2 separate regions of the Homo sapiens genome follow, and region 1 is linked to region 2. The links are chromatin loops, found by intact Hi-C in ENCODE. Cell type or tissue: PC-3. All regions are shown on one strand.

Region 1 (5,000 bases), 380 kb after region 2:
AATCAATTGCATTATCTTCTGGGGATAGGGAGGAAGTACTCTTCAGGATATGACCGGATAAAACATAATCAATCTCCCAAATGTAACGTTCACAAGTTCCAAGACATAATCCCAAACCACAAATGAGTAACTAGCAATATCTGACCTAAAAGCCTGGGCCTCTTGCTTCATTATCGAAGCTAGGGCCAGCTTTTCTCAAAGTGGGGGTCCCTGGGACCCTTTCAGGGTCCATGAGGTCAAACTATTTTTATAATAATGCTAAGTTGTTATCTGCCTTTTTCTTTTTCATTTTCTTGCAAGTGTACAGTGGAGTTTTCCATGAGCTATATATATGACATATGTTAAAACAGATTGAATATAAAAGTAGTTATGAGAATCCAGCTCACTTCTATTAAGCTAGATATTGAAGAGGTTTGCAAAACTGTGAAACAATGCTATTTTTCTTACTAACTTTTTTCCTAATTTGGAAAATCTAGTTATTTTTCATAAAAAAGATGAGCTTATCTTAAATAAATTAATAAAATATTTTTTAAATTTCTAAACTTTCATTTATAATGTGGTAAATATAACTATTACCCACATAAACAAAAATTCTTAGAGATCCCCGGTAAGTTTGAAGAGGATAAGTGGTTCTGGGACCACAGAATCTGAGAACTGCTGGTATGAGGCAGTTATTCTCAAACTTCAACATACATCAGAGTCACCTGGGCAGCCTGTCAAAACAGATTGCTGGGTCCCATCTCCAGAGTTTCTGATGGAGGAGGCCTGGGTAAGACTTAAACATATTCATTTCTAACAAGTTCCCAGCTGATGCTGATCCAGGACCCTCTCAGGTGTAAGAGATGTTGTGTGTGTAGGACAGACACCCCCAACCCCCTTGCAGCACCAAGGCATTTATTTCCCAGCTGCCTCAACTTCTAGGTGGCTCACAGCTGAGTCTGTCCTTAGGCATTGCCCTGGGAAGAAGGGGTTTCCTTGTCCAGTGTTACATCTCCTCAGGGATCGATGCTACATCACACTCAGCGACTGAGTGATGTGGGCACACAAAGGCCCAGCCTCTTTGCCTCCATGTGTGATGATTCTGGAAAATCTTTCAGCTTTGGAGCTCCCCTGGGATCAGCTGGGGTCCTCTTTTCAGGTACATCTCAGTTTAACATCTCCCCCTGCTCAGTCCTGCTGCCTTCACTCCCTCACAGTTGTTCCCAATAACATTCTCTAATAAACACATATCTCCATGACAGAGTCCCCCACATCTGACAAAGGACTACTTTGTCAGAGGACTTAATCTGTAACAAATGGTGAGAGCATGGGCCTGCTTTGTAGACTTCATAGTCCCCAGTCTTTCTTTTTATTTTATTTTTTTAAATTTTTCCATAAGTTATTGGGGTACAGGTGATATTTGGTCACATGAGGAAGTTCTTTAGTGGGGATTTGTGAGATTTTGGTGTACCCTTCACCCGAGCAGTATACACTGCACCATATTTGTAGTCTTTTATTCCTCACTCCCCTCCCACTCTTCCTCCCAAGTCCCCAAAGTCCATTGTGTCATTCTTGTGTCTTTACTTCCTCAGAGCTTAGCTCCCACATATCAGTGAGAACATACAATGTTTGGTTTTCCATTTCTGAGTTACTTCTCTTAGAATAATAGTCTCCAGTCTCATCCAGGTCACTGAAAATGCTGTTAATTCATTCCTTTTTATGGCTGTGTAGTATTCTATCGTAAATATATACCATAGTTTCTTTATTCACTTGTTGATTGATGGGCATTTGCGTTGGTTCCACTATTTTGCTATTGTGAATTGTGCCGCTATAAACATGTGTGTGCAAGTATATTTTTTGAATAATGACTTCTTTTCCTATGGGTAGATACCCAGTAGTGGGATTGCTGGACCAAATGGTAGTTCTACTTTTAGTTCTTTAAGGAATCTCCACACTGTTTTCCATAGTGGCTATACTAGTTTACACTCCCACCAACAGTGTAGAAGTGTTCCCTGTTCACTGCATCCACACCAACATCTACTGTTTTTTTTTTAAATTTTTTGATTAGGCCCATTCTTGCAGGAATAAGGTGGTATCACATTGTGGTTTTGATTTGCATTCCCTGATCATTAGTGATATTGAACATTTTTTCATGTTTGTTGGCCATTTGTATGCCTTCTTTTAAGAATTGTCTATTCATGTCTGTAGGCCGCTTTTTCATGGGGTTATTTATTTTTTTCTTACTGATTTGAGTTCGTTGTGGCTTCTGGATAGTAGTCCTTTGTCAGATGTATAGACTGTGAAGATTTTTTCCCAGTCTTTGGGTTGTCTGTTTACTCTGCTGACTGTTCCTTTTGCCATAAAAAAGCTCTTTAGTTTAATTATGTCTCAGCTATTTATCTTTGTTTTTATTGCATTTGCTTTGGGTTCTTGGTCATGAAACCCTTGCCTAAGCCAATGTCTAGAAGGGTTTTTCCAATGTTATCTTCTAGAATTTTTATAGTTTCAGGTATTAGATTTAAGTCTTTAATTCATCTTGAGTTGATTTTTGTTTAAGGCAAGAGATGAGGGTCCAGTTTCATTCTCGTACATGTGACTTGCCAATTATCCCAGCACTATTTGTTGAAAAGAGTGTCCTTTCCACACTTTATGTTTTTGTTTGCTTTGTTGAAGATCAGTTGGCTGTCAGTACTTGAGTTTATTTCTGGGTTCTCTATTCTGTTCTATTGGTCTATGTGCCTATTTTTACACCACTATCATGCTGTTTTGGTGATGATGGCCTTATAGTATGGTTTGAAATCAGGTAGTGTGATGCCTCCAGATTTGTTCTTTCTGCTTAGTCTTGCTTTGGCTATGCAGGCTCTTTTTTGGTTCTATATGAATTTTAGAATTGTTCTTTCAATTCTGTGAAGAATGATGGTGATAGTCCCCAGTCTTTCTGATGGGCAGAGTGGCAGTTCTCCTGCCGGCCAGACTGCTTTGCTTTTGCTTATGTCTGGACAAGTTTGAAGCTCAAGTCTCCAGTACTGAGCGTGTGGCTTCTCCTGTAAAGCATCCCCACTGGTGTGCAGAGTCCTGGAAAGATGGTTAGGGAAAATGATCTGGGTTAGTCATCCTGACAATGGGCTGCTGGAGCTGACTCATGCCTGCTCACAGTGCTCACTGTTCTATTTTTAGGAATTCACCAAGCTGAGTGTTAAACACAGTGATGTTACAAATTAAATTATATAAAGTTACAATTAACTAGATCATATAAGTATATAATTAAATAAATATATAATTAAATATGAAACAAATTATATTTTTAAAGGTAATGTGAACTCAAAGCTTATCACTTCCTAATTATTTGACTGCATTTTAGCTAATATTCTTAGGATTATTGACATCTATTGTATCTGTGTAATGAAAACGGTATGTGATGGTGCACCACACAGATACAAAAGATGTTAATAACCTTAAGAAAATAGATAATAGAAAAGGTAGTCAAATAATTAGAAAAAAAGCAAAGCCAAGTGTTTGGAAGATAAAAGAGTTGCTAAACTCTGGGAAAACAGCCAACAAGGGGCTGAGTTGATATCTTTCCCATCCCAGCTCAGAAGCTTCCCGTTTTCCTGAGCCAAGAGACCACTGGAACCTATTCCATTTCTTTTAGCTCTTTGCTGATGGCAACGCTATGCCTTCTCCACTAGTGTGGATGGAATTCTGACTTTCTTATTTATTTATCTGATCCTATCTATGCTTATCTTCTGCTACCAACTGTGTGCTGAGCATTGGAATAGAGAAGACATGCCCTTGTCCTTGGGTCGTTCAAGTCTAACAGAAAATACAGACATGCATAAAAGTAAAGAAATATAGTGACATGTACACATCTAATTAAAAAGAGAACCGCGTAAATATCTATTGAATAGAACCCTTGGAAGCATCAGATAACTGATTGCCTATTAGGAGAATTTCACAGAACCGAGAAGACACAGGCAATGTCTGTGTGGAACAGCTGAGATCTGCCAGGTAGGCAAATGATGCCAATTGGAAAGAACGTTATATGCAAAGGCATGTCAACAATTCAGGGTATAACTTTTGGTCGTGGGGACGGTGCAGAGCTGCCTACACTCTGCCTTGGTTTTTGAAGGCCACATGTTATCCTATCAGCATTAAGTCTGCTGGCATCAGAGAAAGGCCAGCTGGCTTACATGGGAATCACAGCCCTGACTAAGGCTGTGCTCACAGGCTATTATAATCCCCTGAGCTAATTGGACACTATTTCTATATTCGTGTGCTCCTGCAGCTTTGTAGGATGATTCAGAGATTTTATGATTAATCTCATATTGGAAAGGGCACCTGTGGAACCACTTCTCTGAAAATCTTCCAATGACAAGACTTTCTCATTGTTGGTGATGGTTCAGACTGACTTGCTGGGTGGAAGGTGTTGACAAGGCATCAGATGACCTGCAACTTTTGCTGTCTGACTCCCGAATCACGTCCAGGGCTGGTCCACTGACCTTGATCTTAGAATAATTGATTTGGATGAACTAAAATCCTGGCAAGAGTCCTAGAAGCTTCAGCAGCTTGTGCTAAAAAGTTGTTTTCCATTTCCTATATAGCAAAAGGGAGCTTGCTCTGGTATTGAAATCAGGACATAGCACAAGTCCCTCTAGACCCCTGTGTAGCCATAGCCTTCAGCTTTTTCTCTGGAACCAAAAGGCTTCAGTGAGGACCCAAGAGCAATGAGGATGTTGGACACTGCAGGCAAATGAGAGTGGTCTGTCTTAGCTGTCCCATTATTGGGGAAGATTGACAAGTTCCAATTGGTGGGCCCTAAGCCTTTCAAATATATCATGTCATAATAAACCTGTTTGCATTTCTGTCTCTCTGGCAAGACTGCCAGCTCTTTGAGGGCAAAGACTGGGTTTAATATATCTATGGGATTCCAGGTGTTAAATGCTTGGATGGGTGCATGGATGAAAGAATGGATGGATTGAGAGATGATTAATCTTGCCCTATAGGACTTAGAGTAAAAAAAA
Region 2 (5,000 bases):
CAGAATGATTTATTTGTCCATCTTTCTGTTGATAGATAGTGTGTCATCTTTGCAAAGTATGAATCACATCATGTTTCTCCTTTGTTTACAACCCTTCAGTGCCCTGGTTAGGAGGCTGTGCAGGAAGTGTGGCCTTGTTTGCCCCTGCCCATGCTAGGGACTGCACAGCCCACACAGGCAGATGCCAGGGAGGCAGTCTCAGGAGTGGGAAAAATCCTTCTAATGTAAGCTAACTCCATGCCTTTCCTTATTCCCACCTAGCAGTGGCTGGGATTTGGTGTGTGACTAACAAATAACACGACTCTGCCGTGTTGAACTTCAGGTCTTGGGAGCTGGGTATTTGCCAGGCTTTCATGTGTGTGAGGCTCTCCTGCACAACTCATTCCTCCCTCCGTCTCTCCATGCAGCACACAGCCCTGGGAAGGAGACTCTCTGAGCTTGTTTTCCTTTTCTTTTTTTTTTTTTTTTTTTTTTTGAGACAGAGTCTTGCTCTGTCACCCAGGCTGGAGTGCAGTGGTGTGATCTCGGCTCAACCTCCACCTCCCGGGTTCAAGCAATTCTCCTGCCTCAGCCTCCCGAGTAGCTGGGACTACAGGTGCACGCCGCCACGCCCAGCTAATTTTTTTTTGTATTTTAGTAGATACGAGGTTTCACTGTGTTGACTAGGCTGGTCTTGAACTCCTGAGCTTAGGCAATCCACGTACCTCAGCCTCCCAAAGTGTTAGGATTACAGGTGTGAGCCACTGCACCCGGCCACTGCGCCTGGCCGCTTGTTTTTCATACTGCTTACTTTTTCATTATTTGTTTCCTGTATCTTTTCCGCAAGGACAGATGGTGAGTTTGTTGGAAAGTAGAATGCAGACATTGGGAATTTTCTGGAGCTGAGCACCTTAGTTTTAAGACTAGTAGACTTTAGGTATTGTTTCAAATTATTCCCCACACATTAACGTCTCCAGTGACCTTGGCCAAAGGCAGTGAAGGTCATCAGTGGTGTACATGGCACATAGAATGTGCCATTTTCTATTATGAAAAAATAGCTCCAAGCCTGTTTTACCTGATGGGCCACTGATATTGTCTGTAATTTGGAAAGTATGATTGATCTATTGATACTACAGGTCACATACTGCAGTTTTGAAAAAGAAATTTATGATTCATGCGAAGGTTTTGAGGTACTGGATGAAATCTACTTTATTTCAAACAAAAGTTTTTATGTTCAAAGTCCAAGTACATTAGACTTCTTAGCTAAACCCTAGAGTACGGTTTGTGTCTTAGAGTCTACTGATACAGAATTTCCATCATACAGCAGGCCTTCTCTGGAAACCAGTGGTATGAGATCCTGTGGTTTGCTTAGCAAAGATTATGAAAAAAGAGAATGGAGAAGATTAGTTAGATACATATTAACTAAGGACTTACTCTGGGCTTTGAAAGCTGTGTGTTAACTTATTTATTCTTCATAAAACCCATGTGAGGGGATGTTTTATGTTTCTCATTTTTCAGAAGAGGAAACACTCAGAGAGGTTAAGTAACTTGCTCAAGATCCCAGCCAAGAAGAGTTAGAATCTTCTTTCTCCCATATCCTGTTGTTTCTGGCCCTCTGTAGCTTCTAGCTGGGAAAATAAGACAGAAGAATTAATGGAGAAGAGAATAGAAGACAGCCAGGAACATTCTGTATCCCCAGATACAAAGGGTAGACACTGACAGGAAGGTCTTTCAAGGCTTGCTTCTCCTTGTCTGGGACAGGCTTATTTCCTAAGGCTCTGAAACAGGTGGACCTCAAAATGAGTTCTCCTTGGTTTGCTCAGAAAATATACATAGACCTGTATTCATTGCCAGTGTCTGGATTAGACAGCAGCCCTGCTCCATCTTGACCTCAGTCTCTTGGAGGAATGGGAAGGAAGGCTGCAGATGAAAAGGAGCTCTGGGGAGGCAAGTGGTTTGTCAAGCTTTCCTGAAATGTGACATGTGACCTGAAGGACCTGAAGGCTGGTAGACAGGGTGGGAAAAGGATTTCAGGAGAGGGAGAACAGTATGACAAAGATTCCAAAGTTTAGGGAGCACAGAGTACAGGCATACCTTAGAGATACTGTGGGTTTGGTTCCAAACCATTCCACTAAAGTGAATATTGCAATAAAGTGAGTCACACACATTTTTTACTTCCCAGTGCATATAAAAGTTATATTTACACTATTCCAAGCAGTAGGATTATATCTTAAAAATCAATGTACATACCTTAATTTAAAAATATTTTATTGCTAAAAAATGCTAACCATCATCTGAACCTTCAGAGAGTCATTGTCTTTTTGCTAGTGGAGGGTCTTGCTTCAGTGTTGATGGCTGCTGACTGATCAGATTGGTGGTTGCTAAATGTTGGGGTGGCTGTGGCAGATTTTAAAAATAATACAACAATGAAGTTTGCTACATTGATTGACTCTTTCACAAAAGAATTCTCTGTAGCATGCTGTGCTGTTTCATGGCGTTTTACCCACAGTAGAACTTCTTTCAAAATTAGTCAATCCTCTCAAACTCTGCTATTGTTTAATCAACTAAGTTTATGGAATATTCTAAATTCTTCGTGATCATTTCAACAATGCTCACAGCCTCTTCACCAGCAGTAGATTCCATCTCAATAAACCACTTTCTTTTCTCATCCATAGGAAGCAACTCCTCATCTGTTCAAGTTTTATTAAGAAATTATAGTAATTCAGCCACATCTTCAGGCTGCACTTCTAGTTCTCTTGCTATTTCCTCCACATCTGTAGTTACTTCCTATTATGAAGTCTTGTACCCCTCAAAGTCGCCCATGAGCATTAGAGTCAACTTCTTCCAAATATCTGTTAATGTTGGTATTTTTACTTCCTCCCGTAAATCACTAATGTATTTAATGGCATATAGACTTATGAATCATTTTCGGAAGGTTTTCAATTTACTTTGCCCAGATCCATCAGGAGAATCAATATCTATGGTAACTATAGCCTTATGAAATATATTTCTTAAATAATAAGGCTTGAAAGTCAAATTACCTCTTGATCCGTGGCCTACAAAAAGGGTGTTGTATTAGCAGACCTGAACACAACATTAATCTCCTATATATTTTCATCAGAGCTCTTGAATGACCAGATGCATTGTGAATGAGCAGTATTATTTCAAAGGGATCTTTTTTTCTGAGTGGTAGGTATCGTAACCGTGAGTTTAATATACATAGTAAACCATGCTGTAAACAGATGTGCTGTCATCTGAGCTTCGTTGTTCCATTTTTAGAGTACAGGCAGAGTAGCTTTAGTGTCATTCCTAAAGGCCCTATGATTTCTGGAATGGTAAATGAGCACTGGCTTCAACTTAAAGTTACCAGCTGCATTGGCTCCTAATGAGAGGGTCAGCCTGTCCTTTGAAGCTTGGAAGCCAGGCATTGACTTCTCCTTTCTAGCTATGAAAGTCCAACATGGCTTCTTCTTCCAATAGAAAGTTGTTTTGCCTGCATTGAAAATCTGCTGTTGAGTGTAGCCACCTTCACCAATTCTCTTAGCTAGATCTTCTGGATAACTTGCAGCTTCTCCATCACCACTTGTTGCTTCACCTTGCACTTTTGTGTTATGGAGATGGCTTCTTTCTTTAAACTTCATGAACCAATATCTGCTAGCTTCAAACTTTTCTTTTGAAATGTCCTCATCTTTCTCAGCCTTCAAAGAATTGAAGAGAATTAGGGCCTTGCTCTGGACTAGGTTTTGGCTTAAGGAAGGTTTTGACTGGTTTGATTTTCTATCTAGAGCACTGAAACTTTCTCTATACCAGCAATAAGGCTGTTTCGGTTTTCTGTAATTTGTGTGTTCACTGGAGTAGCACTTTTAATTTCCTTCAATCATTTTTCCTTTGTATTCACAACTTGGCTAAATGTTTGGCACAAGATGCCTAGCTTTTAGCCTGTCTCGGCTTTCGACATGCTTTCTTCACCAAGTTTAATCATTTATAGCTTTTGATTTAAAGTGAGAGATGTTGGACTTTTCCTTTCACTTGAACACTTACAGCCCATTGTAGTGTTATTAATTGGCCGAATTTCAATATTGTTTTATCTTAGAGAATAGGGAGGCCTGAGGAGAGGAAAACAGATGGGGGAGGAGCCAGTCAACGGACCAGTCAGAACACATAAAACATTTGTTGATGAAGTTCACCATCTCATATACATGTGGTTCATAGTGCCCCAAGACAAATACAATAGTAACATCAAAGATCACTGATCACAGAGCACCCTAATACATATAATGATAATGACAAAGTTTAAAATATTTCAAGAATTACCAAGATGTGACACAGAGACACAAAGTGAGCACATGCTGTTTGAAAAATGATGCCAATAGACTTGCTCAACTCAGGTTGCCACAAACCTTCAATGAGTAAAAAATGCAAGATCTGAGAAGTTCAATAAGCAAAGCGCCATAAGATAAGATATGCTGTATAGGCAGAAAGTGGTGGCCACGTGTGGCTGGAGCAAGCGGCAAGTTGGGGGCAGGTGTAAGATAGGGAAGAATGGGGCCACATACGTGGGATCTTGGATAGCATAGTAAGAGCTCCCAACCTTTCTTCTGCCATGATTCACCTGACTCAGGATGTCCTGTGGACTTGCCTGGGCTGATGCTCACCTAATAGGATTGTAACTCCTCTTCTCTACACTGCTGCTAAGCAAGAGATGTGTTCTTATCAGACAACCTTATATTTGCTCCAAGGGGTGGAAGGATAACCTTCTAAAAACTCCCGTTCTTGAGCCATTGTTACTTCCACTAATTTATGCTAACTAATTACTTGGCTATCTCATAATGGATCATAACCCTTCCATGTGTCAGAACACCACTACTGGTAGCTTTTTGAGGGCATCTGCAGGGAAATCACTGAGAGTTGCTGAGGGGAAGTGACCTGAACAGCTTTATCATTCTCTTTTTTAGGCTCCCACATAACTATACACAGATTTCTCCTATTAACATATTGAATTTTAATGGTTCCTGTCTTGT

The links. Peaks named below come from ENCODE experiments on the same cell type or tissue, not always from the same donor. Only the 100,000 strongest peaks of a DNase experiment are listed, where the experiment ranks them.
Region 1: a loop joins it to region 2, with 13 times the contacts of the local background. A loop is called at or near these places in 2 of 110 quality-filtered maps.

The regions. Positions count from the first base shown.
Region 1 is chr5:136,809,830-136,814,829 of GRCh38, reverse strand. No RefSeq gene overlaps it. Among named protein-coding and RNA genes, the nearest start is that of CTB-1I21.1, 77 kb to the right of the region's middle. In PC-3, no CTCF peak of the experiment used is centred here; DNase peaks (open chromatin) are centred at 3,089 and 4,309; H3K4me3 peaks cover 1,098 bases; H3K27ac peaks cover 3,318 bases.
Region 2 is chr5:137,187,708-137,192,707 of GRCh38, reverse strand. All of the region lies in intron 3 of SPOCK1 (SPARC (osteonectin), cwcv and kazal like domains proteoglycan 1), which reads left to right. Among named protein-coding and RNA genes, the nearest start is that of SPOCK1, 310 kb to the left of the region's middle. In PC-3, no CTCF peak of the experiment used is centred here; DNase peaks (open chromatin) are centred at 107 and 2,017; H3K4me3 peaks cover 561 bases; H3K27ac peaks cover 3,026 bases.